Regions from separate parts of the Mus musculus genome. Here all the other regions are linked to region 2. Evidence: chromatin loops called from intact Hi-C (ENCODE). Cell type or tissue: left cerebral cortex. All regions are shown on one strand. Region 1 holds the start of Sec31b (Sec31 homolog B (S. cerevisiae)). Region 2 overlaps Scd3 (stearoyl-coenzyme A desaturase 3). Region 3 has its middle 30 kb from the start of Scd4. Region 4 holds the start of Scd2 (stearoyl-Coenzyme A desaturase 2). Region 5 has its middle 11 kb from the start of Scd1. Region 6 holds the start of Scd1 (stearoyl-Coenzyme A desaturase 1).

Evidence for each region. A loop is a pair of places that touch in the nucleus more often than their neighbours do. Peaks named below come from ENCODE experiments on the same cell type or tissue, not always from the same donor. Only the 100,000 strongest peaks of a DNase experiment are listed, where the experiment ranks them.
Region 1: it touches region 2 in a loop (3-fold over the local background); 4 of 42 quality-filtered maps call a loop at or near these places.
Region 3: a loop joins it to region 2, with 4 times the contacts of the local background. A loop is called at or near these places in 8 of 42 quality-filtered maps.
Region 4: it touches region 2 in a loop (4-fold over the local background); 39 of 42 quality-filtered maps call a loop at or near these places.
Region 5: it touches region 2 in a loop (2.5-fold over the local background); 13 of 42 quality-filtered maps call a loop at or near these places.
Region 6: a loop joins it to region 2, with 2.1 times the contacts of the local background. A loop is called at or near these places in 12 of 42 quality-filtered maps.

The regions. Positions count from the first base shown.
Region 1 is chr19:44,542,523-44,547,522 of GRCm38, forward strand. Sec31b (Sec31 homolog B (S. cerevisiae)) reads right to left here and starts at 3,326. Exons shown (of 26, transcript NM_001033343.1): 1 at 3,266-3,326; 2 at 1,179-1,290; 3 at 744-867. The coding sequence starts at 1,257. In left cerebral cortex, a CTCF peak has its summit at 2,410 (motif pointing left); a DNase peak (open chromatin) is centred at 2,406; H3K4me3 peaks cover 800 bases.
Region 2 is chr19:44,243,024-44,248,023 of GRCm38, forward strand. Scd3 (stearoyl-coenzyme A desaturase 3) reads left to right here. Exons shown (of 6, transcript NM_024450.2): 6 at 1-993. It also overlaps a transcript of Pkd2l1 not described here. Among named protein-coding and RNA genes, the nearest start is that of Gm35183, 27 kb to the right of the region's middle. In left cerebral cortex, a CTCF peak has its summit at 2,920 (motif pointing right); DNase peaks (open chromatin) are centred at 2,971 and 4,443; H3K4me3 peaks cover 1,370 bases; H3K27ac peaks cover 1,507 bases.
Region 3 is chr19:44,361,232-44,366,231 of GRCm38, forward strand. No RefSeq gene overlaps it. Among named protein-coding and RNA genes, the nearest start is that of Scd4, 30 kb to the left of the region's middle. In left cerebral cortex, CTCF peaks have their summits at 2,430 (motif pointing right) and 2,632; DNase peaks (open chromatin) are centred at 2,409 and 2,970.
Region 4 is chr19:44,293,463-44,298,462 of GRCm38, forward strand. It overlaps Scd2 (stearoyl-Coenzyme A desaturase 2), which reads left to right and starts at 214. Exons shown (of 6, transcript NM_009128.2): 1 at 214-949; 2 at 1,442-1,724; 3 at 4,578-4,708. The coding sequence starts at 926. In left cerebral cortex, CTCF peaks have their summits at 592, 1,492 (motif pointing left) and 2,489 (motif pointing left); DNase peaks (open chromatin) are centred at 529, 1,434, 1,948, 2,484 and 4 more places; H3K4me3 peaks cover 5,000 bases; H3K27ac peaks cover 5,000 bases.
Region 5 is chr19:44,416,700-44,421,699 of GRCm38, forward strand. No RefSeq gene overlaps it. Among named protein-coding and RNA genes, the nearest start is that of Scd1, 11 kb to the left of the region's middle. In left cerebral cortex, a CTCF peak has its summit at 2,510 (motif pointing left); a DNase peak (open chromatin) is centred at 2,500.
Region 6 is chr19:44,405,512-44,410,511 of GRCm38, forward strand. It overlaps Scd1 (stearoyl-Coenzyme A desaturase 1), which reads right to left and starts at 2,198. Exons shown (of 6, transcript NM_009127.4): 1 at 1,875-2,198; 2 at 976-1,249. The coding sequence starts at 1,898. In left cerebral cortex, a CTCF peak has its summit at 1,970; DNase peaks (open chromatin) are centred at 2,006, 2,420 and 2,834; H3K4me3 peaks cover 2,298 bases; H3K27ac peaks cover 1,269 bases.

The DNA.
Region 1 (5,000 bases), 300 kb after region 2:
TCTAAAGACAAAAGCTGTGACATACTAGGAAGAAGACTTGGCACTCAGATGGGAACATGCTTCCATTCCAAGTCCACCTTCTTAAGGCTTCCATCGCCCATGTAAAATGGAAGTAGTGGCATGTCTAATTCAGGCTTATTCTGAGGACTGAGTAGAATCTGAAGGGTCCCAGTGATAGTGCTCTCCTACCAAGCTCCTCAAGGATTTCTTGCAGCCATTTCTGCCATTATAAAGGAGAGGATCAATGATCCTCTTTTCATTGCTCTTGCACAAGACAGCCAAGAAACCTACGAGCAGAGCATCCAGCTCGCAAGAGCCACGAAACCTGCGACACCCAATCAACACCCAAGAGCCATGAGGAGAGATCGTTCGTCATCCTCCTTGTTGGCAGAAGAGTGTGGTATTGTGTAAGCTTGCTGTCCTAACAAAAGCCAAGGGAGGGAGGAATCAATGTCCATGGGTTCAAAAGGAGACCTGATACAGGTAGTCCTGGCTTGTGCAAGATAGCTCTATCACCTGCACGCTGCCTGATACTGCTGCTGCTGCTGCCACTGCCTAGTAAGGTGAAAGTGGTTAGTTCTCAAGTCCCTTTGACCAGCACGACCTCCTCTGAAACATAACTCCTGTTCCCCATACTTCTCACCCCCATGATCCCTGAATTGCACACACCACCCCTAGGACCCTCTATCAGTATATCCATCAGGGTCTGACCTGAATACCCACTCATAGACCCAACATAGTACCTGCTGGAGACAGAAAGAATTCCTTTGTGTTTCAAGTCCAGAGAAGGGTCCCTGAAATCAATCTCAAATATTTCCAGGGTGGCATTTGTGCTAAAGGAGGCATCTAGTTGCTGAGCAGATGTTCCTAGTCACATGGAAAGGAAAGAAGAGGCAGCAAATGAGCAACAATGTATGCATGGGAAAATACTGGGTACTAATAGGTTAGGGAGCGGGGAGGAAACAGAACAGAAGAGAGATAGGAGCATCCTTTTCTCTAGAGGTAACCGCAAGGAAAGCATGAGGTGCCGCCCTCAGGCCCTAGTCCAAGGCTGTTACCAGGTACCCAACCTGACATAATCCTACAGCTGTCTCTCATGGTCATTAAGGAATTCTAGATACTGAGTTTTCCTTTGATGGCTGACTTCTAGTAGCTCCTGGTCTGTCGTGTCATCGTACCTGTGGCCAGATACACAGGGTACTGCCTGGCCGGGCTCCACGCTTGGACAGCTGGCTTCTCAAGTTCTTTCAACTTCATGGTTTCCGGGAAACATATATGACCTTTGGCCCACTAAAAATAGAAATAATAATTAAAAAAAAAATCTTAGGGCCAGTGATCCAGGGAGCGTCTGTGGACACAGAGATGGTCTCTCTTCTCTACAAGATGAAGTAGTCCAGCAAAAAACAGAATGAGAAAAACAAGCTCATCTGACAGTTCGCTTACCCAATGGCTAAAACTGATTATCTAAACTCCCAAGGTCTTTAATCAACATTGGTTACTACAGTTCTACCGACAATAACCATCAAACTAGGTAATTTCTCAGTGACGTTGCCTGATTCCCTTGGTTTTAAATATTGTATCTGTGCCAGGGAACCCTGTATTTATGTCATTGACACACATCTGTCCTCTGAGTACCAATTCCCAAGGGAAATGGATAATTAAATATTTCTAGCTATAATGTACATCTATGATCCAAGCATTCAAGAGGCTGAGGCATTAGAATCATAAGTTCAGGCAAGCCTGGCGTGGACTACATACAAAGTAAGAACTTATCTTAATATATTTAAAATTATAACATTCATAGATATGTGTGTGTGTTGCCTGCATGTATGTCTGTGTACCACACGGGTACCTAATGCCTTCAGAGGCCAGAAGAGAGTGTTGGAGCCCCTGGAACTGGAGCTACAGATGGCTGTGAGCTACAATGTGAGCGCCCCGGGAACCCAGCGGGTGCTCTTACCAACAGAGCCATCTTTTCAGACCCTTTCCTTTTGCGGGAGGGGGCGCATGGTCTCCCGTAGCCCAGACTGGCCTCAAACTTGCTAGGTAACTGAGAATGATCGTCCTGTCTCTACTTGGCAAGTGTGAAGCCCCCACACCGCATTCATTTTAACTCTGTGATTTCCACTTCTAATGTATACTCAAGGTCTCATCCTCACGGGCCAGCGAAAGGGCTGAAAGGTAAAGAAGGACACTTAGAACTATTTGTGACCTGCTTGAGCAACCCAGTCAGGTCAGCCTCACCTATAAAAGCAGGCGATAATAGTACTTAATCTCTATTGTACTTTCCAGCTTGAAAAAAGCTTGGGGCTGTCAGTTAAGCTTGTTTCTGGGAGCTTCTAAACTCCTGAAGCTCCGCTTTATCAGTGACCAGCGAACTACACTATTTCGTCACCAGTGCCACCTGCTGGTCAGAACCATCCTGTACAGAAGCGCAGCGACCAGCAACAGCGCATTTGCCAGGCACAACTAGAAATTTCTATAAATTGTTACTTTGTTTTACATAGAAAACAGCCGGCTAAGCCGCAATGTAAACCCCGTGCTTTTAACCATTATATTAATTTAAGCAAAGCTTTCATGACGTGCTTAAACCATTGACAGAAGGACGGGAGAAATGCTTTTTTTTTTTTTTTTTTTTTTTGGTTTTTTTCGAGACAGGGTTTCTCTTTATAGCCCTGGCTGTCCTGGAACTCACTTTGTAGACCAGGCTGGCCTCGAACTCAGAAATCCGTCTGCTTCTGCCTCCCGAGTGCTGGGATTAAAGGCGTGCGCCACCACGCCCGGCTGAGAAATGCTCTTTTCATCCACTTTGCTCTGAGGCATCATTTTATAAGAAAAACCCTCGTTAGGATCAGAACAGCCAGAGCAGTGGCGGGCTGATAGGGTCGGGGAACCACTATCAGGGAGGACGACCCTTGGCAGTCCAGTCCTTAGGGAGAAGGTCAACACGGCTTCTCGCCTGCTGACTGCCATACAAGGCGCTTGACGGTCAGTTACCACTGGCCAGGGCACCGCGACAGTGTGCAGGCTGAGGGCCCGGTCAAGTCAAGGCTTGGGGGGCAGTCGGAGGCGCGCGCAGCGCTGCTGGACCTCGGCGGGGTTGGGGACACTGTGTGGCAAGGGGAGCGGGACCGGGTCCAGCTGGGGGGATTCGTACTGGTGCTCCAGAGGCGTGGCAGCCCGGGTGTGGTCAAGGCGAGCTCCCCGGCGTCCTCCCGTGGGAGGAGCGGTGCTCCGGGACCCCAGACCCGCAGGGGAAACCCACCTGTTCCGAGCGCCCAGGTCAGGGGTCACAGGCGACCGCCTGGGCCGGTCCTGTCCCAACCAAGGGCGCACCGCGCTGCGGACGGCGGCTGCCGAGGGCCAAAAGTCAATTTGCCCTGGCCACAGCTGGCGACCCACTCCCTCTGCTCGCCTAGCTGAGCTCCTCAACACTAATCTGCACCGAGAGCGATAGCGCAGAGGTTTCCCAGCAGGGCCTGCCTCACTTGCCCTGGGATTGCACAGTTCTAGCCCCCACACCAGTACATGCTAGTCTATTCTATTTGAGTCAGGCTCCTGTGTATAGAAAGGGAAAACACTAATTCAATTTATTATGTAGTTATTAAAGTGAGGGAAGCCCATGAGCTCTCAGTGTGATCTATTTAGCTAAAAAGCAATCGAGGTTGTAAATAGTAGTGGTGCACACTGGAGCCTACTAGTAGAGGGTGTCCACAAACTGATTAACGGCTGTGTGTGGAAAAAGAGACAACTGTGAACCAGGCACTTCATGGAAGATTTCAGGCACATGACATGGGCATTACTCCTTGGAGCTGAAAGAACACTAGGTGATATTTCAGCAAAAAGGGGGGCCAAAGCAGCTAATGGGCATGCTGGCATTTCCCATACAGTAAGTCAAAGAGACTGATCAAGAACAAGTACTGATAGATAAATTGTGGAATACCAATTAATTCTGCGGTTAACAGGGAATTACTGAAAATTATTGGGTCAGAGGCACTAGTGGCAATTGTATTTTGTATCTGGCAGTATGGATCCCTTTGGAGAAAAAAGAGAGGAAGGCAGGGACCCAATTACAAGAGGAATAGAGCAGCCCAGGGACCGGTGAAGAAAGTCAGGATTAATACTGGTGACTGAAGGAGAGCTGCCCTGGCTCTCCTGACTGAGAAAGGAAAGGATTCAAGACAGCCGGGGCCCAAGAGCAAGGGAGACCCGGTGTCGCTGATAACAGAGTTAAAACCTTGAGGCAGAGGAAAAGAGAATGTGAAGATATCACAGATGCTTTTCAAGTTGAGATAACTGTGGAGGTAATTGTGGCAGGTGAAGATGCCCAAGTTGGTTCAAAAGTGCCACTTGATGCATGGTGAGTTCTACCCGGGTCACCTCTGAAACTGGGGTGCCCATTATCTGATGGGCAGTTCTGAAACCAGATAGACACCCATGTGTGGCACCATCTGTGCCAGGACCATTCTTGCTACAACTAAACATTTAACTTTTTTTTTTTTTTAAGTGTCCTATCACAGGTGAGCCGGTGATGGGGGTGGAGTTGGGGAGTGAACAAGGTCTGAGCCTTAGGAACTAGAGGTGTGGATTGGCTGAGAGTGCTTGCTTGCCCTAAGGCTTGAAACCCTGGTTTTATTTCCCAGCACTAGAGAAACCAGTAGTCGTGGTGGCTTCAGGGTGGAGGGTCAAAAGTTCAAGGTCATCTTCAGGTACCCAAGCTACCCAGCAAGTTCAAGGGCACCCAGGGCTACAGGAGATTCTCTCTCTTCCTCTCTCTCTCTCTCTCTCTCTCTCTCTCACACACACACACACACACACACACACACACACAGCTGAACCTTGGAAAGTACTCCCAAATTAGGGAATAAAGCAGAAGTACCAACCACACTGATGGAGCATCACAAAAGAAATCGCACTAAAGTCCTAAGGTTCAAGTCCCAGCACCCACATTGCAGCTTCTAACTGCCTAACTCCAGTCCCAGAATATCCAACATCATTTC
Region 2 (5,000 bases):
AGTGTGAGGTTTATGACTATCTTAGGTCAGTGAATCTCCGTTGCATACGACTGGTTTAACGAAACAGCTGAAAGATGCAACACGGGTTGGTTAGTTTTCATCAATTAGTTTTCATCTTCCTCAGCTGTGGACGCTGTATTCAACAAGCAAGTGGTCCGGCAATGTGCCCACCAGCATGAGAGAAGCAAGTCTGGTAGGAGGGTAACCCACTGACTCATGAGTCAATGCGAGACCCACTGTAATTCCAATAGACCTCGGAGTGATGGGGGCACAGGAAGGAGAACCTCCTAGATGCTTCCTGGCTAGCCACCTAGGAGTAGCCGGGCAAGAGAGACCCTGCCTCAAAAACAAGGTAAAAGAACTCACTCCCAAAAGTTGTCCTGTGGCCTGCACATGTGTACCCCTTGTGTATATGTACCCCATATACACCACACACACACACACACACACACACACACACATTGCTACTAATTTTTAAAAACGCTACAGCTGTGGAGTTCCAAGGCTTTACTGGGGAAGCTATTACTGTTGTTTCCTATATGTAATATATCCATCGAATTGCTTTCTGAACAACTAGTTTTGCCCATAGATTAGTGTTGCAAGATATTTGATCACACCGTGAACCCTGAGATTGTGTAATTTACTGGGGGGGGGGGGGGGACTGCTTCTAATCGTGGTGTGGCTCGGCCCTAGCACTCATCTTTAATCCAAAAAGCTTTCTGTAAACAGCTTTAAATAAAGTCAACCATAGGTCAAGAGGCAGAGCAAGCAACCAGTTGACAGGGACTGAACATAGGAGAAAAAAAAAAGAGAGAGGGAGAGGGAGCCAGGAGGACGGATGGAGAGACGCATTAGAAGTAGAAGGGAGGGACATTCAGTTTGAGGGGGTTTTGAGAGGGTGTGGAAGAGAACTTGCTCTTTTGGGATGTTGGCTATGGAGGAAGGTCAGCTGGGTGCTTTCTCTGCCTCTCTGAGCTAGCAGACTTTCACCCCAGCATCTGGCTCCAGAGTCTTTATTGGTAAAATCGAACATTTGAGATTTTGTTAAAAGTGACACTACATGCGGCTTTGGTTGTTGGCTCTTTTACAATGGCCAGCAGTAAATTCGGAGCCTCACAGTTCCTCTGACACTGAAACTGTGTGACTGTGACAGGCGCGGCCCTGTATGCGACACCCACATCAAGTTTCCCAAAGCCGGGGTTCTCGGGGAAGAAGATAGAACAACATTAGAGCCTGAGGGAAAGGCTAGGGTGGACGAGATCACTGACTTCCAGGCCTTTCACCGTTGCACTCTTGAAGTTACAGCAGCTCTGATTACCTGCAAAAGATCTATCCAGGATTGTGTCTGTCACCACTGGACATGCCTAGGAGAGGGACTCATGTCCCCTTCCCTGGGGATATATGATCAATCTCTTCTTTCTCTCTCTCTCTCTCTCTCTCTGTGTGTGTATGAGAGAGAGATCTCATGATCACGTAAGCAATTCTAATGAAATTTGTTGACTATATAAAAAATAAAAATGAAATTAAAAGACATGAAATTAGAAGGGGGCTGGAGAGACAGCTCCATGGTTAAGAACACTGCTGCTCTTCCAAAGGAAGAGAGGGGGGAGAGAAAAGGGACCGAGAAAGAACAAGAGTGGAACAAGAGAGGATATCAGAGACCATGGGAAGACTCAGAAAGTCTGCCATGAGTGTCTCGGCAATAGCTACCTATATAGACGCACCAGTGGCTTTTTACGTTATATTCCTCAAAGGACATAATTTACAGCAGAGTTTGAAGACCAGGTAAGGCCTACATTTTTTAACGTGGTTTAAAAATTGAAATCCCGTGAGCTGGTTTATTTTCCTTCTCTTAAGAGAATCTTCTTTTGTAAATGAAACGGTAAGGTGGTTTTAAGAGGCTGTTTTGGTTTAGGGATGAGACTGGAGTTCCAAGCCACAAGGTTACACACATTCCAGCCTTAGGGAGGCATATTGGTGGTTTTTCAACATTGTTGTTTGAAATGTCTTCTGGACAACACAACATCTCTACAGATAATTCTGTTTATTAGTTGTGCTGAAGGTTCTTGAGAAAGGCAAACCAGATCCCAGAATCATTCTCTTCTGTGTTCCCATGATGTGACGGGCTCTGTTCTACCATGCCTTCCCTGCCGTGACCCTCCATCTCTGAAACTGTAAGCCCAGATTAATCCTTCCTCCTTGAGCTATTTCTGACAGTTACTTGGTCACATCAGTGCAAAAGTACTTACTACAGAATCTTTTGTTTGGTTGATTGTTTGAGACAGGGTCTCACTATGTATCCAAGGCTGGCCTTGAACTTGCAGAGATCCACTGCCTGTATTTCCCCAGTGCTTGGATTTATTAGATTATCTTAAACATTAAACCACAGCTGAGTTTTAATGGTCTACCCTATTACATTCTCAGCTCAAGGGCTGCTGGGAAGTCTCCCTGTGGCGAAATGGTCGGTGTGCAATGAAGTGAACAGGTCTCGAGTGTGCTTTGGTTCTGTCTTTACTACAAAACATGGTAAATGTCACAGTGAGTGTGAGTCCAATTTTTGTGACTATATTAACTTCCTATGATGCAGGCAAAGACTTATTTTGCTCAGTGAATTTGGAGCAAGGGACTCCGATAATGATCACAAGGTCCGAGAAATGGAGAGTGTGCCTTGGAGTTGCTGGAGACAAAAAGAACGTTCTTCTTGGGACAGACAGTCAGGTTGTTCCACCTCATTCCCCTCCCTAGGCTTCTCTATCTGAGCTATAAAGGAGTAGGAGGGCTGTGCTGACTCCTGGTAGGTCTGGGCCCACGTGAGGACCTGCTCATCAACCCAACGAGGTTCTAATTCTGGGTCATTCCTCATAGGAATCAGTAATATTTCTGGTCAGAAAAAGGAAAGTGGTTTCTTTTAAAATGCCAGCAGAGGGCGCAAGAATGCTCGTAGGTCTTATGAACTCTTAGAGAATTCTAGATGACCTAGAACACACACACACCGCCTCCTTTTACTCTTGATATAGCCATTTTAAATGATGTGGACTTTCACAAACCAAAATTAGCCATTTTGATGTGGACAATGATACAGATCAGAATCACAGCCCCACACACTCCTGGTGTGCTTGAGTTTTCCAACAATCTGCTGGTCTTGATTCCCCCGAGGGTTCGGTCAGTGCCCTGATGATATGCAGGTCAGAAACCGCCCTACTGGGATCCTAGCAATTCTATCCTGCTGAGTTTCTCTCCCCATTCCCATGAAGACACTGGTATAAGCTACGGTAACTGTAAATCACTTACTTTTCTTCTAAAGTAAAACCGATAAAAAAAAAGGGGGGGGGAGTGAACAGCGCTATGGTATTAGTACACTCACAGTGTTGTAGAGCTGACACACCTACTTTCAAAACATGCCCTCTCTCCAAAGAGACACTACACCACCTGACCACTGGCCCCTCTCCTCACTCACCTTCCAAGCCCGCTCCCCACCGTTGGCAACAGCACGCTCCTTTTTCTCTGGACTTACTGCGCACTTCACAGGGACAGAATCATACAATCTGTGAGTGCCACATCTGGCTCTCCTCTTGAAGCGTGTTTTGTACAGCTGTTGACAGCGGAGCACCAATCAGCACTGAAATTCTTTTATTTATTTTTTTTCTTATTAGCACCCCATTGTGTGTGAACAATGCTCTTTATCCGCTTCCTCAGAGTTGCCACATTAGCTAGCTGCCCTGACATTCATCTGCCTCTCCCTCCTATCCCATGATAAGAGCCCGTGATAAGAGCCCATGATAAGAGCCCGTGATAAGAGCATAACTGGCCTTTCTTGGGTTCTGGAGATTTGGAACCAGGCCCTCAAGCCCCAAGGACTTTATCCACTGAGCCAGCTCTCCAGCGAGCACAGCCTGTCTTTTTTTTTTTTTTTTCCTCAATCTTTTTTTTATTAGATATTTTCTTTATTTACATTTCAAATATTATCCCCTTCTCTAGTTTCCCCTCCGAAAATCCCCTCTCCCCTCCCCCCTTTCCCACAACCCACCCACTCCTGCTCTTCCTGGCCCTGGCATTCCCCTATACTGGGGCATAGAACCTTCACAGGACCAGGACAGCCTGTCTTTTTATCCCGGGGAACAGTCTCCTTCCTCCAGTTAACCCGGTTCACAGTTGCATTTGCATATGTTTGCCTCTGCCCATTCTACAGATTTTAAGATGTACAGCCACTCCTGGGAAGGAGTGGAGATCCCCGTACTTTTGGCCAAACTGTAAATAGATCCATTTTCTTTTTCCAATGTCTATTTCCTAATTCCTTGGAGAAACAGGTATATCCGTTTCTCCCCTCCTCCCGACTATTAATAAAACACCTGACCAGACAATGAAGGAAGCTTTCCTTTTGGCTCGCATAGAAAGCTATGGCAGGGAGGCGCTCCAGCTCTGTCAGCAGGAGCATGAGGTGATAGCGTATCTGAAGTCTGGAAGCGCCAGCGTTCAGCAGCCTGCGACCTCCTCTTGCCTTTTCTTAATCTAGTCCAGATCCCGGCCTGTGTCAAGATGCCACCCACATTCAGGGTGGCTCTCGCCCTTCTCAGTTGGCCCATTCTGACACACTCAAAAAGGTGTATCTCCCTGGTGGTTCTCAATCCTGACAATTAAAATTAATCATAATGAGGAAAGTGAGGTGGTAATTTTATGGCCCTGTGCAACTGGCGACACTGCTAGGTGCATTGTCGCACCATTACTGATTTGGGTGTGTAGCAGGAGCGCATCGGAGTGATCTTGCGATAAATTCTTCAACCTTTCATGGGGACGCCAACTTTTTTCCCACAGCGGCTGAACCACTTTCCACCCCCACCATCAGTGTTTAAGCGCACTCTTGACGTTGCCTCTTTGCATTGTCAAAACTGTCCCAGGACCGGTCTCTAGACTCCTTACCCACCGAGGTACAGGCTGGGAGAAGCCGCCTAGCCTTTTCTCGTTTAAGGATGTTTACAAGAGATCACTCCAGAGTCACTAAG
Region 3 (5,000 bases), 120 kb after region 2:
GTGGTGCACACCTTTAATCCCAGCACTTGGGAGGCAGAGGCAGGCGGATTTCTGAGTTCGAGGCCAACCTGGTCTACAGAGTGAGTTCCATGATAGCCAGGGCTACACAGAGAAACCCTGTCTTGAAAAAAAAATTAAGCAAAGTTGTCCTGAAGCAGTGATCCACAGGGTCTGCCCTCCCCAGACTCCTTGAGTTAAAATGAAGACACTCTAGATAGGATGCTGTGAACAAGACACAGGCTTTCTGCTGTCCAGGCTGTTGGCGTGGAGTGAGACCCCAGGAGGCTGTCGGGGTGAGCCAGAAGGATCTGAGTACAAATGGATGGAACTTGAAAATATTCTGAGTGAGGTCACCCAAAGGACATGCATGGAATGTACTCACTTATAAGTGGATATTAGCTGTAAAATACAGGTACCACACTCCACTCCACAGACCCAAAGAAGCTTAAACAGGAAGGAACAAGGGAGGAAGCTTGAATCTCACCTAGAAGGGAGAATTAAATAGCCATAATGGGCAGATGGAGTGGTAGAATTGAGAGAGAGGGGAGATGGGGCATTCAGGATCAGGTGTGGGGAAGGACAGGAGAGATGGCTAGATGGCCATGAAAATGAATGGAAATCTGTGACTGACAGGGATGAGGATGTGGGGGCATCTCCAGGATGAGACAGAGACCTGGGATGTAAGAGGTATCTAAGAACTGATAGGGGTGACCTTAGCTGTGACTCATTACACTGGGGGTATGGGACCTGAAGAGGCCACCTCCTGTAGCGGAGCAAGAACCCCAGTGGAGTGATAAAGACACCAACCCACTCACAGAACTTTCAACCCAAAATTTATCCTGTCTACAAGAAATGCAGGTATGGGGGATGGAGCAGAGACTGAGGGAATGGCCAACCAATAACTGGCCCAACTTGAGACCCATCCTATGGGGAACACCAATCCTAACACTATTAATGACATGCCACTATGCCTGCAGACAGGAACAAGTTGTCCTCTGAGAGGCTATACCCAGCAGCTGACTCAGACTGATACAGACATCCAAAGCCAAACAGTGGATGGAGCTTGCGGACTCTTATGGAAGAATAGGAGGAAGGATTGGGGCCCTGAAGAGGATAGGAACTCCACAAGAAGACCAACAGAGTCAACTAACCTGGACCCTTGGAGCTTAAGAGTAAGTCTGAGCCACCAATCAAGGAACACACACGGGCTGGACCTGGGCCTCCCTCACATACATAGCAGATGTGCAGCTTGGCTTTCATGTGTGTCCTGGACAACTGGAATGTGGGCTATCCCAAAAGCTGTTGCCCGTACGTGGGATTTGTCTTTCTAGCTGGGCTGCCTTGCCTGGCCTCAGGGAGAGAGGAAGTGCCTAGCCTTGCAGAGACTTGAAGTGCCAGGGTGGAGGGAACTTGGGAGGGGGCACCACCTGCTCAGAGGAGAAGGGAAAAGATTGTGGGAGGGGGTGACTGGAAGGGGGGCAGTGAGCAGGATGTAAAGTGAATAAGTAAAGAAATAAAATTAAATTAAAAAGCCGGGTGTGGTGGCACACGCCTTTAATCCCAGCACTGGGGGGGGGGGGGGGGCGGCAGAGGCAGGCAGATTTCTGAGTTCGAGGCCAGCCTGGTCTACAAAGTGAGTTCCAGGACAGCCAGGGCTATATAGAGAAAACCTGTCTCGAAAAAAAAAATTAAATTAAAAGCACCCACCGGACACAGGCAATCCGGGTGCTCAGTACAGCCCAGGATCACGTATAAGGCTTACAGCAGTCTCGAAGGCAGGCAGGTGACTGTCTCCGTTTGCTGTCAGGAACAGGAAACATTAGGAGACATTTTAAATCATCCCACAGCGAGGAAACTGTTAATTCAGGACACAAACCCAGATTTGACTGACGCTGAGGACAGCCAGGTCCTGTCCTGTTTCCCTCCCTAGGATACACTGAAGGGGACAAGGTGGGTCACAAGGCCACTCACTAAATGGGCGTCAGGGAACTGAACAGGCTGCCCTCGGCTTTCCCATTTCTTTGTAAACCACACATCAATATCATCTGGTGAGATTTTAGGAAGATGTGACCAGGTGCCTCCCCACATTTAGGAGTCAGACTTCCTTGGGATGCAATCTGGAAGTCTGTAAGAGAGTTCCCCTGGCGAATGTATGGGGAGCCAATTGGAAGCATCCCATGAACAGGCTGCCGAGAGTGGGAGTGGCTTCCTTCATTGAAAGGGTCAGATGAGGGAAATTCTAAGGAAGGTCCGTGGGCATAAAGCCGGCTAGCTTCCTTCCTCAATCTCCCCCTTCTCCTACTTCCCTGCCTGGTTCCTTCAGTAATGAAGTTTTCCTGTCCCTTGTAGGCAGGACAAGTGACACTTGGAACAGCAGCGCCGCACAATGGAAAGCAACAAACACTACAGCGCTATGCGCATCGCAGGATGGCACTTTAATAGAGCATGGGGCTGCAGGTGCCCACGTGTCCTGCAGGGGGCAGCACGTCCCTACGTGTTTACGTGCTGACCAGGTTGGCCTTCAGGATAGATAAGCCACTTCTGTGCCAGGTCAGAAACCACAAGCTCCGCGTTCTGAAACTAGAATACTAGCAGGCGAAACAAAAAGGAGAAGCCTGCTACAACCAATGTCTGTGCCTTCCTGGGTAGGGTAAAAGTATGGGTTTCCCCGGCCTCTGTGACTTTAAAAACAAATATTTGGGCTGAAGAGATGGCTCAGCAGTTAATAGTATCTGCTGCACTTGCAGAGGTCCCGGACGGATGCCCAGAATCTCGGTGCCGCTCACAACCATCTGAAGCCTCAGTACTAGGGATCTGATATCCTTACGTGTAGGCAAAACACTCATATTGATAAAATAAATAATTAGCAACAACAAAGATCACATCGACAGTTGCGCCTCCTCTCAGGCACATCTTGGGAACAGTTATATTTGTGCTACACGTGAGTCAGGCGTCCTGATGACATATGGGTTGTGTCACTGTGTCTTCTAATTATACACCATTTGCCTTGACTTCTGGCACAGTCACCCTGCTCCTGTCTGCTTTGCACTCCACCCCCTCGTTTCACACAGACACACTTTTTTTCAAAAGTTGTCTGATATTTAGGTAGACACAGCTCTTCCAGTGCCATGTTGAATAACGGAACTAAATTGATGCAGCTAGAAATAATATTGCTAGCGTACATATTAACACCCCTACCAGATTGCTTTCTCTTCTCTTTTTAAACTTAAATTGCTTTCATTGATATAATGATTGCACTTTATATTTTTGTGATGGTAATGTACACATTGTGTGCTGGTTACGTCAGGATAATTAGCAGACCATCACCTTCAAGCAGTTTTTAAAATTAAGTCATATTTATTTATGTAGGTGTGTATGTGTGTGTGTGTAGGTGTGTATGTGTGTGTGTGTGTGTGCGTGCATGTGCCTCCATATACATGTAGTCAGAGGATAACTTTTAGGAGTCAGTTTGCTCCAGGGATCAAACTCTGCCAGATTTGGTGGCACCCGCTAAGCCCTCATGCCAGCTTGATTTGGTGGCACCCGCTAAGCCCTCATGCCAGCTTGATGGAATGTTATTATTTCTTCATGTTGAATAAATACATTGAAATCCTCCCTTCTCCTTGGTTTTTTTTAAAGATTTATTTATTATTATACATAAGTACACTGTAGCTGTCTTCAGATGCACCAGAAGAGGGCCTCAAATCTCATTGCAGGTGGTTGTGAGCCACCATGTGGTTGCTGGGATTTGAACTCAGGACCTTCAGAAGAACAGTCCCTTCTCCTTGTTAGGAGACAGACATATCGGTACATTTTCTTTTCATCCCAGTGAGCCATAGAACCCCAAAACTTACTGTTGTCCGCACATCAAACCCACGACCAGCCTCACCCTAGCCCTCCTTCCTTCCTGTTCTCCCCAGCTTCTCACCAGGACTGTTCTCAGCTTCAACTCTCAGCTATCATTCAGCATTTTTAGATTCCACATCTGAGTGAAATCATAGCTTGTGTCTGCCTAATTTTACTTAATGTAAAGACCCCCAAGTCCACCCACGGTGTTAAAAATGGTGGGCTTTTCTTCCTTTTATAGCTGAATGGCATTTATGACTGAATAGCATACCACAGATTCCTTAGATAGTGCTCCTCCCATGCCCATCTGGGTTGACTGGGTTTCTTTCTTTTCTTTTTTTAAAAAATTAGATATTTTCTTTATTTACATTTATTTTTGTTTTGTTTTGTTTTTTGAGACAGGGTTTCTCTGTATAGCTCTGGCTGTCCTGGAACTCGCTCTGTAGGCCAGGCTGGCCTCAAACACAGAAATCTGCCTGCCTCTGCCTCCCAAGTGCTGGGATTAAAGGAGAGCGCCACCACTGCCCAACTTTATTTACATTTCAAATGTTATTCCCTCTCCTGGTTTCCCCTCCAAAAACCCCCTATCTCCACCACACCCCCCCCCCACCAACCCACTCACTCCTGCTTCCAGGCCCTGGCATTCCCCTACACTGGGGCATGAAGCCTTCATAGGACCAAGGGCCTCTCCTCCCATTGATGACCGACTAGGCCATCCTCTGCTACATATGCAGCTGGAGCCATGAGTCCCACCATGTGTACTCTATGGTTGGTGGTTTAGTCTGGGGTACTGGTAAGTTCATATTGTTCCTTTTGACTGGGAGTCTTATCTACTATGAGCAGGACTTCAGTAAACTCAGGAGTGCAGGTGTTTCTGATAGTCTGATTTCATCTCCTTTAGACAGAAACCCGGTCAAACTCTCTCCTGGTACTTCTACTGTCTCCTGTAAAGGCCGTGCTAGTTTGAATTCTCACTAGTAATGTGTGTGACATATGTGTGTGTGTTTGTGTGTGCATGAATGTGTTACCGAGCTACCTCCTGAACCTCTTATTTTTAAGATTTATTCTGACTTTCTACTTATTTTATTTTTAGTTGCAACGCGTGTAAGGCTTGAATATGTGTGCACATAAGTGTAGGTGCCTGTGTAGACCAG
Region 4 (5,000 bases), 50 kb after region 2:
CCATGGTGACCCAGACCAGTGTGAATGGGCAAGCCACAGATCTATGAAAACTTGATTACAGTACCAGAGCTCCGAGTTATTATCTGGTAAGCATCCTGGAGCTGGTGGGCAAGGCTGAGCCATTGTTCCAAAAGGGACTACAGAGGCGCCTGTTGGGGAGGGAGGCCCCTCTCAGCTTTGCTCTCTGTTGGTGGTAGCCATTTCCCCTCCCACGCGCCTCTGGAAATGCAAAGACCGGATGGAGTTGCAAGTGGTCGGCGCTCTAGTGGCTTTCCCACTTTATGTACCTCTCCGCGTCTTCCTGCCCCGGTAGCCAACCCCCACTGCTAGATTGGGTCTTCTCTTCCAGAGAAAGCGCTGAAGCGCCCCCGTGGCAGGGTGGGGGCTGGGTGGAGGACCAGCGGGGGATGGGTGAGAAGCCAGGAGCAGAAAAAGAAGGGAGGAGGGGGGGGCGGAGCTGGAGGCAGAGGGAACAGCAGATTGTGCAGAGCCAATGAGAGCAGCAGGACGAGGTGGTACCAAATTCCCATCGGCCAATGACTAGCCAGAGTTTACGAAGGCCTCATTAGCATCGCCCCCCTCCGCTTGGCTAGGGATGGGACAATGCGGTGTTGGTGTCTGCAGTATTCTGACTCCTGGACACCGGTGGCTGCAAGCTGCGATTTTGGCGTCCTCTCATTTTCTATCCTTATCTCCGCCCGCGGCTGCCCTGGCCAGCCAGTTTTTGATTTTTTATCTGGTCATTGATCAATATAACGAACCTAAGGATATACAGGACATTAATACCCCACTGCCAGCTCTGGCCCAGAGCTTGTACCGCGCAGCGGGCTGCAGAAACTTAGTCATAGCACCCTTTGTCGCTGAGGTCTGAAGCTCGCTGCACGTTCTCATCCCTGGGAACGTGACCCCAGCATCCGACGCCAAGATGCCGGCCCACATACTGCAAGAGGTGAGCTTACACCCCACCCCCCACCCCCTCCTCAGGTTGGCGGTTGCAGATTGGACTTCTAGGTGGGTGGCTGTTGAGGGTTGGAGAGAGTTCAGAGCAGCTGGGAGCATTTAGCCATCATTTCCGAATTGCTCAACCTTGATAGATTGTTTCTGGACCGGGTGATAACCGGATTTTTACTCAGTACAGTTGATTGTCCCAACTTGTGTTTCTTAAAGTAAAACCTGACCTCTTTTCGATATGCGCAGATTTTCCTTTGTGAGTTGCTAAGGGTGCTGCTAATAAAGCGTCCTTTCCTGCCCCTTCATCATAAGGCTTATTCCCGATGGCCTGCACATTTCCGTGTTCCATTGGTGCGCTCTACAGTCATGCAACCTTGGCACTGGGGTATGGCCGTTATTGCATCTCTCCCGCAGTTATATTAGAGGGAAAGTAACCCCTGCTGCCCCCACGCGTCTGCAGTCCCTAATTCTCCACCCCCTCTCATTGCAGATCTCTGGCGCTTACTCAGCCACCACCACAATCACAGCGCCACCTTCTGGGGGACAGCAGAATGGAGGCGAGAAGTTTGAAAAGAGTTCTCACCACTGGGGAGCAGATGTTCGCCCTGAACTAAAAGATGATCTATATGACCCCACCTATCAGGATGATGAGGGGCCCCCGCCCAAGCTGGAGTACGTCTGGAGGAACATCATTCTCATGGCCCTGCTGCATTTGGGAGCCTTGTACGGGATCACACTGGTTCCCTCCTGCAAGCTCTACACCTGTCTCTTCGGTGAGCAGCACCCCTTGTCTTGGGCCAATACTTCAGATTTCTCCTTGATCTTTAAAGAGGTGGCCTCTGGTCTCTGACCCAAGGCAGTGGCCCTTTCTTTTTGGTTCTTGTTGGACCAGCTGGACTGGGCAAAGAACCTCGTGGTGTTAAGAATGGGGGGAGGGGGGAACTTGAGTCTTGAGAGTCTCATAACATTGATGCAGAGGTCTCTGAGCAGGCTTTTCTGTATGAGTCACTTGATGGCACCTGTCCCAGCTTTGCCTGCCACAAGAGAAGCAGGGCCTGCCTCAGAGACGTCAGAGCCAAGAGCTAGACCACGGGCCTAGTGGGTAACCTGTTGAGTCCAGTGAGGGGACAAAGCCATGGGATGCTGTTTTAGGCAGAGAGAACAGAGGGTAGGTTATAAGCCTAACTGTTTGGACTTCCTGCCTGGCCAGACTAGGCTGGTTTGCCTGGAGAAAGATGACGAAGGCTCCTGTATATCCAAGTTCAAAGGTGTATGGTACCACGATTTGGTACAAGCCAGTCAACAGACCATTCTTAGAATAAAATAAGATTGCAGGAAGGTTTTACCTTCTATTCAGCCTTCTGCCCCTCTTTTCCTGTCCACATTGTGCTGTGGCACTTTTCTCTCCACACCTAACACATACCTCCTGAGCAGGAAGAGAGCCTGGAGCAGCCACAGCCCAACTGTGATGAGTGTGCCCCTGTGCCACTGACCTGCCTAGCTCAGCTGCCCAGGGAGCCATGGGTAGTGCTGCCCCCTAGCGACACGCATGTGCTTTGCGGGTGGTTACACAACTGAACATTGAACCAGGAAGGAGGGACTGCATCTATAGTCAGGGCCTCTTGCTGCTCTCAGAGAAGCGGAGAGCAAGGGTTTCTTTAGAACAATTGATTTTCTAGAACAGTATCTGCATGTAGGTACTAATGGCAGGTCTCTTGCAGGACAGTGTATAGAAAGGCTGGTTGTCTCATTGTTGGCTGTCTCTCTGCCTCAGTCCTCCTAGGTCCTATAAGTGGTGAGATTCGATTCTTGAGAGTTTTCCAGGTACCAAACTTTTTCTCCCAAGACAAGGTTTCTCTGTGTAGCCCTGGCTGTCCTGGAACTGGGTCTTTAGACCAGACTGGCCTCCAACTGCAAGATCGGCCTGCCTCTACTTCCTGAGTTCGGGGATCAAAGGCGTGTGCCACCACCACCCAGCTCCCACTCATAGTCTTCACATCTTTGTCAAAAGTAGGAATGGAATACTTCTTTAGAATAGTTGTGTGCCCTGCCAGCCTTTTCCTGACTCGGCTGCTTTAAGAGTCTTTTGTACCTTTGTGGACTCCGTAACTCTGGAGCCGAATAGGTGCTTTTGACAGCACAGAGAGATTTTACAAAGCTCCACCCCCTCCCCCTCCCCCTCCCCATCCCGATTCTGAAGTTAAAGCTAAGAAAGAGATAGTTCCTACCCACCATTGTGAACACTTTTCTGGCAGACAGGGGAGGGATCTAAGTCTCCTGTTTGCTAGACGGAGAGGTGGACTGAAGAGGCCTAAGACTGCCTAGGTTTGTGTGTCCTGTGTGGTTGTGCGCACAACCACACACACACACACACACACACACACACACACACACACCCCTCTACCCCATCATCTGAGTTTTGATCCAGTCTACTTGGGTCATCTGCAGCATAAGCCCTTGGTGCTCAGCGAAGGGCTTTGGCTCTGCCCAAAGCCATCCCGTGATGCAGGGCTCTGGTTACCCTAGGATTTTTCCAGATAGGAAGGCCTTTCATCCGTGGCTGGTCTCCTGGGATCCTGTAGGAGGTACGGGAGTTGGGAAGGAGGAGAGAGGGGTCTCAGGAAACATGTTATCTGACTGCAGAAGGACGCAGCAGTTGGTGCAATGTGGGGTGTTTCCAGTAGCAACTAAGTTCTGTAGTCTGTGAAGGTCCTTTGTTTCTTGGTGTTCCTTGGGAGGGAGCCAGTATTAGCCTATTCTACCAAGGCCCCTGCTCCCTAGTTCTGCAAATAGGGGGAGGGTGTCAGATGTCTGTACCGCTCTCTGTCCCAGTGAGATATCAGGACTGTCACTTCTTGAGCCTTTCTGCTTCAAGGACAGTGAAGCAGTGTTTTTCTGCCAGCTTTGAGCATCTAACATTCTGCAAGGACAGGACCATGGCCAGGGAGAGAAACAAGACGAGGGAGTGGATATGCAGATCTTAGGGGCTGAGTAGTAGAACGGAAACAGGTGATGGCGGATGGAAAACTCACCTTCGAACAGTAGACAGACGACCTTTTCCAGAATCTGTTTCTTTAATAAAAGTGCTTGGTACAACTAGTAGTACCTTGTTCAAGGTGTGTGGAGAATATGAGAGTATTAGTACCCTTGGTAATGTTTGCGCCACTATGCAAATCTGACTTCCCGTTATGCTGCTGTGGTGTTGAAATGCACCTTTGCTAAAAGCCTTGTGTAGAGTTAGCTATTCAGTATGCCACTGCTTGTCTTTTCCAGTTAGCCATTGCCCAAGCTGTTCTGGCTGGTGCTTCAGAACTGCCCTTGGATATGGGTTCTAAGTTGAGGAAATGCAGTTTCCTGACCAGAAATCTTTAGAGGACTGCTAGAGGTCAAAGAACATTGGCCCTGGGAATGAAACCCAGTGATAGCCAGACTCGTGATGACCAGTGGTACCAAATGTTTAAAATGTATGAAGTTTCTACAAATCAGTGCGCCCCAGGGCTGCAGGGAAAACCAGGCCTTTACCCAAAGGCTAACTGAGAAGCTGACGGGTGCCAGGAACCTGTCTTTGGCATACTTCCCTTATGGATCTTGGCTTGTTGGTGACACCCAACTTTCTGGTCCTACAGCGTATTTGTACTATGTAATCAGCGCCCTGGGCATCACAGCCGGGGCTCATCGCCTGTGGAGCCACAGAACATACAAGGCACGGCTGCCCCTGAGGCTCTTCCTCATCATTGCCAACACCATGGCGTTCCAGGTAAGAAGTGGGTGCTGTGGCTGTGTCTCCGCCCAGGGGTGGGTAGTCAGGGATCAAGGTCTGGATAGTTGACTAGGACAGCCATTGTTTCTACTGCTATGTGGTCCCCTAGAGTGAAGATCAGTGCTGAAGTCCATATACCATAGAGTCACTTGTAAAGGGAAACAAGAAAGGGTCCCCATGTGCCGGGTCACTTTTCATCTTAGAGTCCCAGGGGTGTCACACAGCTTGGCAGTTGTGGGTCTTTAGTATAAAGGGCACACAAGAGCTGAGCACTGACTCTGGTTTCTTA
Region 5 (5,000 bases), 170 kb after region 2:
ACAGACGCAAACAGCCTGTCAAGTGGGGTAACCGTTTAGGGAAGGAGAGGCCTTCTAGACAGAGAAACCCCTAAAATTGGGCAGGGTGAGCAAACAGGCTCGAGGAGGATGGAGCAGCATTTTAATGTTGTGTACTATGATCTTAGCTCTGTGACTCTGTGACAACCACCTGGGTGCTACCTTTGTTCTTTAATCCTCAGAAAAGTTGCTAAGGTTGGGGATCCTGTGGCAGAAAGGTACCAGAATCTAAGTCTGATAATGCATGCAGGGACTTTGCACGTTTTTCTTGCTACATGGTTCTTCCAGCCACAGAACAGATCTGCTAAGTACAGTTGAAAGGAATTACCAGTCCCCCCCCCCCCCCGCTTCTCTTGCTTCTCCCACCACCCAGTGTCCTATGGACACACTCCAAACAGACCCCTTTGTCCTGACCCCTAAGTAAGGGACAGTCTGAAAAGTCTAGAAAATGTCTTCTCCTCTGCTTTCCAATCCCTTTTGCCTCCCTGCCCAAGATGGGAAAGGGAAAACCCAACCAGGTCCACAGCTTTGCCTTTGGAACCCAAGGCACAAGTGAATGTAACTGTGGTGCGTTTCCAGGCCTTTCGTGCTGTTCCCTGCTAGGGTCTGGCTGGATTCCCTTTCAAAGACCAGGATTATTTTCCTCTTTCTTCCCAAAGGGGCTCTGGATTGGCCATGTTGTTGGCCTCAGACAGGCTCTTGCAGTCTCTGTCTTCTGTTAAAACAGTGGAAGGTTTGGAGTTTAAGGGGGACCACTGAGGCAAACTTCTTTTGGGTAAGAGATTCATTAGAAGAGTATTAAGGCCACAGGCAGACAGACAGACAGACAGACAGCATGGTGGAGGCTCCCAGGTGAGTTCAGTCCCCAAGGTAAACAGACAGTATGTCAAGGGGCTTTGATGAGAGAGAGAGAGAGAGAAACCAGGCCCTTGCAGCAGAAAGTTTCCAATCATGTGGTTAGTGAGTAGCCCACAGCTCTCCGAAGCCAGGCTGTCAAGTTCCTGGGTGTTAGGAGGCAAGGAGGGGAATTCCTTTGGAGCAACGTGTGCTGCTAAGGATGCAGAGAGAAAAGGTCGCATTTACTAAAGGTGTACCCATCATACAGGTGGGGATGCGCCATTTTCTGAACCCCTCTGGTGTCTGGGAGTCCGGCAGCCTGGGATCTGTAAACTTCCTTGGGAAAATGGGTATAATAGGTGCTTGGGGAATGCCTGTTAGTGGATTAGAGAGCCACAGGTGGGCTCTCCATGGGGGTGGGGGTCAAGAGCTCAGCCTCACCACAATGCTTCCAACCTTACAGAACACCTATAGAAACTCAGAGGGGGTTTGCGATCTGTTGGTTCCCAGGACAATCCCAGCAGCCCTGCATTCTCTTCCCTAACACTCTCTTCACAAACCTTTTTTCCACAGTCAGGTAGGTGCCAGCATATTCTTCCTGTTGCCCTATAATAACCTTGCCCTCTGGGCCACCTGGCAAAGCGATGGCTGCCTGTCATCTACTTGGTCTTGCTCGTGGCAGTGACCTCATTGTTGACTCTGCTACCGGGTAGAGTGATCCGAGAAACTGGTTGTCCAAAAATGGTGTGAGACCTGATGCTGGCCAAGCCACCTGTTGCCAAGTCAGGCTGGTGTCTGGGCCTGGGTCAGGGGTGCTGAGGCTGGCAGGCATCCACAGTTAAGGACTCTAAGCAAGAAGGCATCAACGATGTAGGAAGAGCCAGAGTGGACTTGGTGAGAATGTCTGGGTGTCCAGCGTCAGGGTCCCATTCAGGGAGGGGTGCGGAGATTATGCTCTGATTGCTGGGAAGGTATTGGCAGAAGGCAGGGTGGTCAGCACAGAAAGTGGGGGGTAAGGAGTGGCGTCTCCCTTCAGAGGTCGGAAGCAGGTGGTCACTCCCAAGAGCGGAGCCTGCCAGTTTTCCAAAGGAGGCCGCAAGGAGAAGGCCTGTATCACGGAGCTCCAATTACAGGGAGAGCCACTGACCAGCAATGTGTACCTGAGGCCACACTCCCCTTCATAGCTCCTGACCCAGAAACAGAGAGGCCAATCAGAAAGCAAGCCTAGTCCTGGCGGATACAGGACACCTCTGGTGGCCGATTTTGACTCGCTAAAAGTTTTACAAATTCCCACCTTTTTAGGCCACACCACAGTAATTCACCAACTCCCTACTCCCATCTCCCTCGCTCAGGGATAGAAGTGAGCATCTGAGCCACTGACTCCTGTGAGCTCAGCCCCACCTCTTCTCCAGAAGGCTTGCAAGGTAGTGTAGTTTCTGCCCGCTTCTCAGAGGACCCAACTCCACCCAGAGGGCTACCAGACACCTCGAGTGACCAATCCCTGGGGGTTAGGATCTGTTGGCAGAGCCAGACAACAGCTTTCAGCTACCCAGAGGGAAGGGGATGGGGGGGAGAATTGGTGCCAGTTTAGGACCCCTTTGGAGGAGAGCCATAGTGGGAACAGAGGTAGGTCCTAGGGACCTGCTGCCACCTGGTGGCCATACCGGGAAAAGCATCATTAAGGTCTTCTGTGTGAATTAAGCAGATGTTTTTCCTTTTTATCACAGTCCTGATACTGAAGATTAATTCCATGGCGAGTAATCTCTCTGAACCCCAGTTTCTTCTGACCACGAACACTGACCCCATGATATTCTATGAATTCGAGAGGTGGGCCTGAGAGACAGCTCGGCATGTAAGGTGTTTGCTGCACAAATATGAGGCCCTGGGTTTGGAGCCTCAGTGGAGTTGGGGATAGGGTGTGTGTGTGTGGGGGGGGAGAGTTGTGAGGCTCCTGGGGCACACCAGTTGTTCTAGTTCGCTTTCTATTGCCGTGATAAAGGCCATGGCCAGAAGCAACGTGGAGAGAAGAGGGCTTATTTGGCTTACACTGGTCACAGTTGATCATTGACGGAAGGAGCGAAAGCAAAGGCTGTGGGGGAAGCTTGGCTACTGGCTTGTTCCCCGTGGTGCACTCAGCCCTGATTATCACACAACGCAGGACCACTCGCTCAGAGGTGGCGCCATATCCAGTGGACTGGGCTTTCTCACACCAATCATTAAGCAAGAAGACAGCCCACAGACCTGCCCAGAAGCAATCCGATGGAGGTAATTTCCCAACCGATGATCCTCTTCCCAGGTGACTCTTGCTTGTGTTGGGTTGACAAATACAGACAAAACAACCAAGACACTGGCCAACCAGTTTAGCTGAAAGGTGAGCACCAAGTTCAGGGACAGGCTCTGTCTCAAGGAGAAAGTGTAGCCGTAGTGACAGCCTGTGCCAACTTCTGACTTTCACGGCCATCCCGTCCACACATACACACTCTTGTGTACAACACACACACACACACTCACTTGTATCCAACACACACTCATTTGTATCTAGCACACACCCACCCACTTGTATCCAACACACAAATACAGATACTTGTATATAACACATACATGGACACACATTTGAATAACACACACACACACAGATTATATGAGAGTTAACTGAGATAATATATTATCACATGCTTGGCCTCTGGGTGCTAAGTGCATGACAGGCATGCTTGCTTTGTTTGTTGTCTCTTTTCTTTTCTTTTCTTTTCTTTTCTTTTCTTTTCTTTTCTTTTCTTTTCTTTTCTTTTCTCTCTCTCTCTCTCTCTCTCTCTCTCTCTCTCTCTCTCTCTCTTCCTTTCTTTCTTCCCACTTACAAAGCTCACCTCAGTGCCATTTCCCTCCAGCTCCATTCCCATTCCTGTGAATCTCTGGGAGCTGCTGTCCCTCTCACTCTGGCTCTTGTCACACTCAGCACACATCCTACCACAGTCCTCCCCCTCCAGCTGGAACCTGCAGAGAGGAAGCCATGAGGAAGCCATTCATAGGATGTCCCCACTGTCTGGAGGACGCCACAATGGCCTGCCGAGCTGCAGAGGAATCTCTGAGTCTAGGATCGAACAACCCTCAAGTCTCAGAAAGACAGACTGCTGTCCTGCCTTAGGCAATTGTTTTCCAACTATAACAAACATCAAATGTTGCAGAAAAAAAATAGGCAGAGCTGAAAAGCACCCGGAGTTGCCTAGAAATGACCACTGCTATTTTCAAATTTATTTTATCCTGGTTAGACTCCGCTACACGGTAGGTATATGTGACAATACAGTACGTGGTAAATACTTTATTATGACCTTGGATATCATTCCAAAACACAAGTAAGTCTTCCAGGATCACTCCTTTTGAAACTACGTCGTAATTTATTTAAGCTTTTTTTTTTTTTCATTGTTAAAATTTATCATTGTAAGAGAAGCTGTTGTCAACAATGCTGACTGAGTCCTAGATCTGGGATTGGAAGGTGGAAGAGACGAAGGGATAAAGAGCCACCATTTCTCAATTCTCAAACAGAAACCGAATCTCTGGGTGTTTTTGCCTGCTTGTCTCATCCTTTCATGAACGTCTGTCCCTTTTCCAGGTTCTAAGGAGATAACCCAGTTTCGTAATGGAAATGAGGCTGGTTGCAGACCTGGAGGGAAGGATCTGATGCAGGTATCTGGGCTCAGCTCGGCTCATGTTCCTGTGACCACGAGGGCTCCTGGCTGCCTCAAGCCAACCTGAGGATCCCTAGAACTTGGTCTGCTCTCCTCTGCTTGTGGGCACAAATTATTTCTGAATCTCGGGGGAGCTCGGTTTTCCACAACCCTCTCCACAGGGCAGAAAAGGGGTGCATGACCCGATGGTGCATACCTATAATCCTAAAACTTGGGAAATTGAGGCGGGAGGATTGCTGTGAGCTTGAGGCTGACACGAACTATATATGAGCTTTTGCTTAGCTGGTCAAGAGGCAGCCTGAGTCTGGGGGTCCTCACTCCACACATACTGTCTGCCCCCATCTGTTTTATGGCATAATAGCGTAAATAAATTATAATTTAGATAAATAGACATTCATCTAGGGTGAGACATCTGCAGAAAAAAGAATCGTTCTTAAATTGTGATTCAGGTTGAAGCAAATT
Region 6 (5,000 bases), 160 kb after region 2:
GCAGAAGAGTTAATACCTGGCTAACTATCCCTCTCCCAACCTTATGCTCTGAGAGAGCTGCCACAAAATACCCACAGCTATTACTGTTCCAGAGAAACCTGCCATGTCTTAAGGAGAGGGGACCTCTCTGAGAGACCCCCTGCTTCTCCTTCCCAACTCAGGTTTCTTAGACGAAACCACATGTAAAGCTCAAATGTATCCCAGAGGTGGCCCACACCCAGTGAATCCCCGGGGAGCTGAATTAGAGGCAGGGCTGCTGAAAGTCCATTCTCTGCCAAGGAGGGGTCACCAGGGCAAGAGGACTGGACTTCCGAACGCTTTGGGTCCTTCGCACTTCATGGTCTCAGGGGACACAGCAAGAGCAGGCTAGATGTGGGAATGGAACCAGAACCTTATTTCATTCTTTTAACATGCTGCTGATTCGCAGGTGCTGCACCCTGGAGAATGACCTGGCGCAGAACACCCACCTGGAGACTGGGTGCTGTAGAAACCTGCATCGTCTTTCCCCAAGGCAAACCAGCTTGGTCTAGTCAAGAGTTTGGAGTCAGAATAGTTGTGTGGAAATAACTGCCTTTTGTCCCTTTCTTTTCAAGGACTGCTCTGGTACAGTGTCCTCGGGGTCTGTTCCCTGCCCTGGCTGAAGAGTAGTCCACAATTGTCCCTGACTAGCACGGGATTTCCCATGCCTCTCAGGTAGGGCTGGGTTCTCTTGGGTCAGGTGGGGCCAGGATGCACAGCTTAAGCAAGCGTCTCATACAGAAAAGCTTGTTCAGAGAGAGTTGCTTCTCTGCCTCAGGTAGACCCCTCCCAGTCTCCTGCACAGGGACTCAGTATTCATGTTAAGTCCCACAAGGAACCAGAAAAAAAGGCTGGGGAAATCTGAACAGAGCAGCCACTGCCTTGGGTCAGAGGGTACCTTATTAGAGAGCAAAGAGAAATCTGAGGCACTGGCCCAAGACAAGGGGCGCTGCTCACCGAAGAGGCAGGTGTAGAGCTTGCAGGAGGGAACCAGTATGATCCCGTACAGGCCTCCCAAGTGCAGCAGGACCATGAGAATGATGTTCCTCCAGACGTACTCCAGCTTGGGCGGGGGTCCCTCCTCATCCTGATAGGTGGGGTCGTGAATATCTTCTTTCATTTCAGGACGGATGTCTTCTTCCAGGTGGAGGGGCACCGTCTTCACCTTCTCTCGTTCATTTCCGGAGGGAGGTGCAGTGATGGTGGTGGTGGTCGTGTAAGAACTGGAGATCTGCAAAGAAAAAATTCAGTCGGGGGAGGCCGATCTGTGGGGCTCTCTCTCTCTGTCTCTCTCTGTGTGTTGTGTGTGTGAGAGAGAGAGAGAGAGAGAAATAGGAAAGAAGAATGAAACATTTATAGCCTCAGTAACACACAAAGGGATCCCCGTGTAAGTTATACAAGTATCGGTAGGACGGGCTTTTCTTTAAAGCAGCGGTTCTTAACCTGTGTCTCACGCTCAGCCCCTTTGGGGGTCAAATGTCCCTTTCAGAGGGGCAGCCCAAGACCATCGGAAAACAGATATTTACATTACGATTCAAAACAGTACCAAAATTAAAGTTATGAAGTAGCAACGAAATCATTTTATGGTTGGGGGGGAGGGGGTCACCACAACATGAAAAACTGTAGTAAATAAAGGATCGCAGCATCTTGAAAATTGAGAACCGCTGCTTTAAAGCTAAAGGCACGAAAGTTGGGACTCATCTGCCCAAATTACAATCTACACCTCTCAACCAACCGGTCACGTCAGAATTCGAGAAAGCCCAGTAGTCCGGAGAACTCTCAACTTTCTCCTCCCGGGACCAGTCACCTAGCTGCGTGGCCAGTGCAAGGAGCGAGGGCCGCTTCTGGAAGCTCACCTCTTGGAGCATGTGGGCCGGCATGATGATAGTCAGTTGCTCGCCTCACTTTCCCAGTGCTGAGATCGAGCGTGGACTTCGGTTCCGGAGCCCGTTGGTGTAGGCGAGTGGCGGAACTGCGCTTGGAAACCTGCCCTCCTGACTCTCGGGATGGGTGTTCAGCCCGGTCTGGCTGTGCACAGATCTCCCTGGGCTGGGATTTTAAAGGGTAGAGCAGGCGATGGGATGACCGTGTTCAGTATTTCCTCAGCCCCCTTTTATCGGCTGCCAGCAAAGGGTAAAGAGCGCAGAGATAGCTAGCCAAGGAAGCCAGGCGTGGAGGTGAGGGAGGGAGGGAGGGAGGGAGGGAGGAAGGGAGGGAGGGAGGGAGGGAGGGAGAGAGAGAGGGCGGGACCAAGAACGGGAAAGAAAGCCAAGTAGATTCCAGAGTAGACCTTGGAGGCGCCGGGATGCTGAAGGCATCAACAGGGCGCGCTGCTCCAACCCCCTGCCTGGGGATAAATGCTAATGTGCCTCCTGTGAAGCCCGTCTTGTCATTGGCCAAAGAGAATTTGGTGCCACCTTGTCCTGCCTTTTCCATTGGCTAGGCGCAATCTGCTGTTCCCTCTGCCTCTAGCTTCTCGCTCTCTCCTCCCCTCTTTTTCTCCTTATCCTCTTTGCTGTGGGCTGATGGGTGACTTTTCTTTAAGAGCAGGATAACGTGATTCCAAGTAGGAATTGTGTGCAAGCCTAGGACTTTGGTCTGGCGCTTAGCAAATGGTTCACTGGGGAAATCGCATCGAAAGAAGTGAGGAAGACACTGGCTACCGCCACTCACAACTCGGTCTAACTTCACATCTACCCCCACTTCCAGGCACCAGCAAAGAGAAACCCCGGGAGACTGGGATATGAGGGTGCGCCCAGGGCTCTGACCCGGGAAAACAATAGTGTATCCCTTCAGCCAGCATCCGGTTGCTGCTGCGTTCTTGACAGCACACGCTGAGTTACAACTGCACTCACTCATTGGGCTCCGTCTGCCGGGGACCGCCTCTGCTGGGAGCCAGAGCCCAATCCTAGCTGCTTCTCCTCAAACGGGACGGGACGTTTGAGAGCTCCTTAGATCCTCACGTTGAGATTCCAAGAAAAGGGACTAAGGAATCAAAGGGCCTGAGTGTGCGGTGCGAATAGCAAACAGGCACTTTGCGATCCCTAAGAAGTCTCAAGAATTTCCTTTTTGTTGAACCCACACTGACCCTGAGCAGTAGGTATTCCTTGGTACTTACTGTTATTGGTTTCTTTTTAGACAAGGTCTCTGAAGCTCTGACTGTCCTGGAACTCACAGTGTAGACCAAACTGGCCTCAAGCTTCATAGATCTGTGTCTGCCTTTGAGCTGGGTCCAGCTCCTCGGTCTTTTTAAAAAGGAAGTGAAATTTAAAAGAGTTGAGGTTACCTGTGGTCACGCTTAGCCAGTGTATGGTGGAGCTAGGAATTGAGTATCAGATGAGTGGCTCAAAGGTAAAGGCAGGCCTGGCATGGTGGCGCATGCCTTTAATCCCAGCACTCAGGAGGCAGAGGCAGGCGGATTTCTGAGTTCAAGGCCAGCCTGGTCTACAAGGTGAGTTCCAGGACAGCCAGGGCTACACAAAGAAACTCTGTCTCAAAAAGCCAAATGCAGCCTGGTCTACATAGTGAGTTCTTTTCTTTTTTTCCTCTTCTCGCTTTTCTTCTGCCTGCCTGCCTGCCTGCCTGTCTGTCTGTCTGTCTGATATCAATGGCTTTGCAGCCTACTCTACATAGTTCCTTTCTTTCTTCTGAAAAAAAAATTTAAGATACGGTTTCTCTATGTAGCTCTCACTATGTTGGAATTTGCTTTGTAGTCCAGGCTGGGCTTCAAACTCAGAGGTGTGCCTGTCTCTGCCTCTCAAGTGCTGGCATAAAGGTTTGTGCCACTAAGCCCAATTTACAAAGCAAATTGTAGATCATTCAGGGTTACATAGACCTGTTTGACAATAGCAGCAGCCAGGTTCTCCTGGGAATTTCCCCTATTCCCTCATTCTGCTCTTATCCCCTAGATCTGGGGATATTACCTGGACTAAACTGTAACACACGTTTGCCAGAAAAGACAAGGGCAGACCCAAGACAGCATGCAGTATAGGAGTCCACTACCTCTCTCCAAAATCAAGCTGCTATGCTAGTGAGAAAGCTTTGGGGCCCCAGAAAACGTTGGGTAAGAGAGAGTTGATTTCAGTGTCTCTAACTGGAGTGGAGACATAGTAGGGACCGGGTTTGTCTGTAATCTTATATGACTGTAACATGGCACCCACTGTAGACTTCAGGAGCTTCCAACCGAGCACACACTAAGACTGCATAATAGGAAAGAAAACTGTGGAAAAACACACGAGTTGGTATCAGGAATTATTAGGACAGTGACTAGCTAGAACGCCTAAATAAATACGATTTGCTTATAGTATATATTTTAAATGTTTATTTTTATTTTTAATTATATGTCTCTATGGGTGGGTTACATGTGCCCAGAGGTATGAGAATCCCTGGAGCTGCAATAACTGGTGGTTGTGAGCTGTTTGACATGTGTGCTGAGAACTGATCTCTGGTCCCCTGCCAGAGCAATGAAGGACATTTAACTACTGAGCTGTCTCTCTCTCTCTTTTTTTTTTTTTTACAATATAACTTACAACTCTCAGCACATGCCTATAATCCCAGCACTCAGGGGGCAAAAGCAGATAAATCTCTGAGTTCCAGGCAAGCCAGAGCTACCTACATAGTGAGGTCCTTTCTCTAAATAAATCAAATTTTAGCATTGTAATTCAGCACATGTTTTAGTGCAGATGAAGGGAAAGCAGAAGGTAAGTTAGAGATGAGGACGGGCATTAGAGCTTTCCTCTGGGTACCAACGGAGTCTTTAAATTCTAAGAGATTGAAAAGAGAGCAAGGAAAAAGTAAAAGTCAGGTCCCACTTAGCCATTTTAAGTAAACACACAGACCTTAGCAAGAATCCATAGAAACGGAGGCCGCTCGTAGAACTGGAGGGCACTCATAGAAACGGAGGCCGCTCACTCAGTCCCTCTCAAGCACGCTGGGCCCATTATTCCGACAAGATTGTACATATTGAGGGCAGGTCCGGGAAA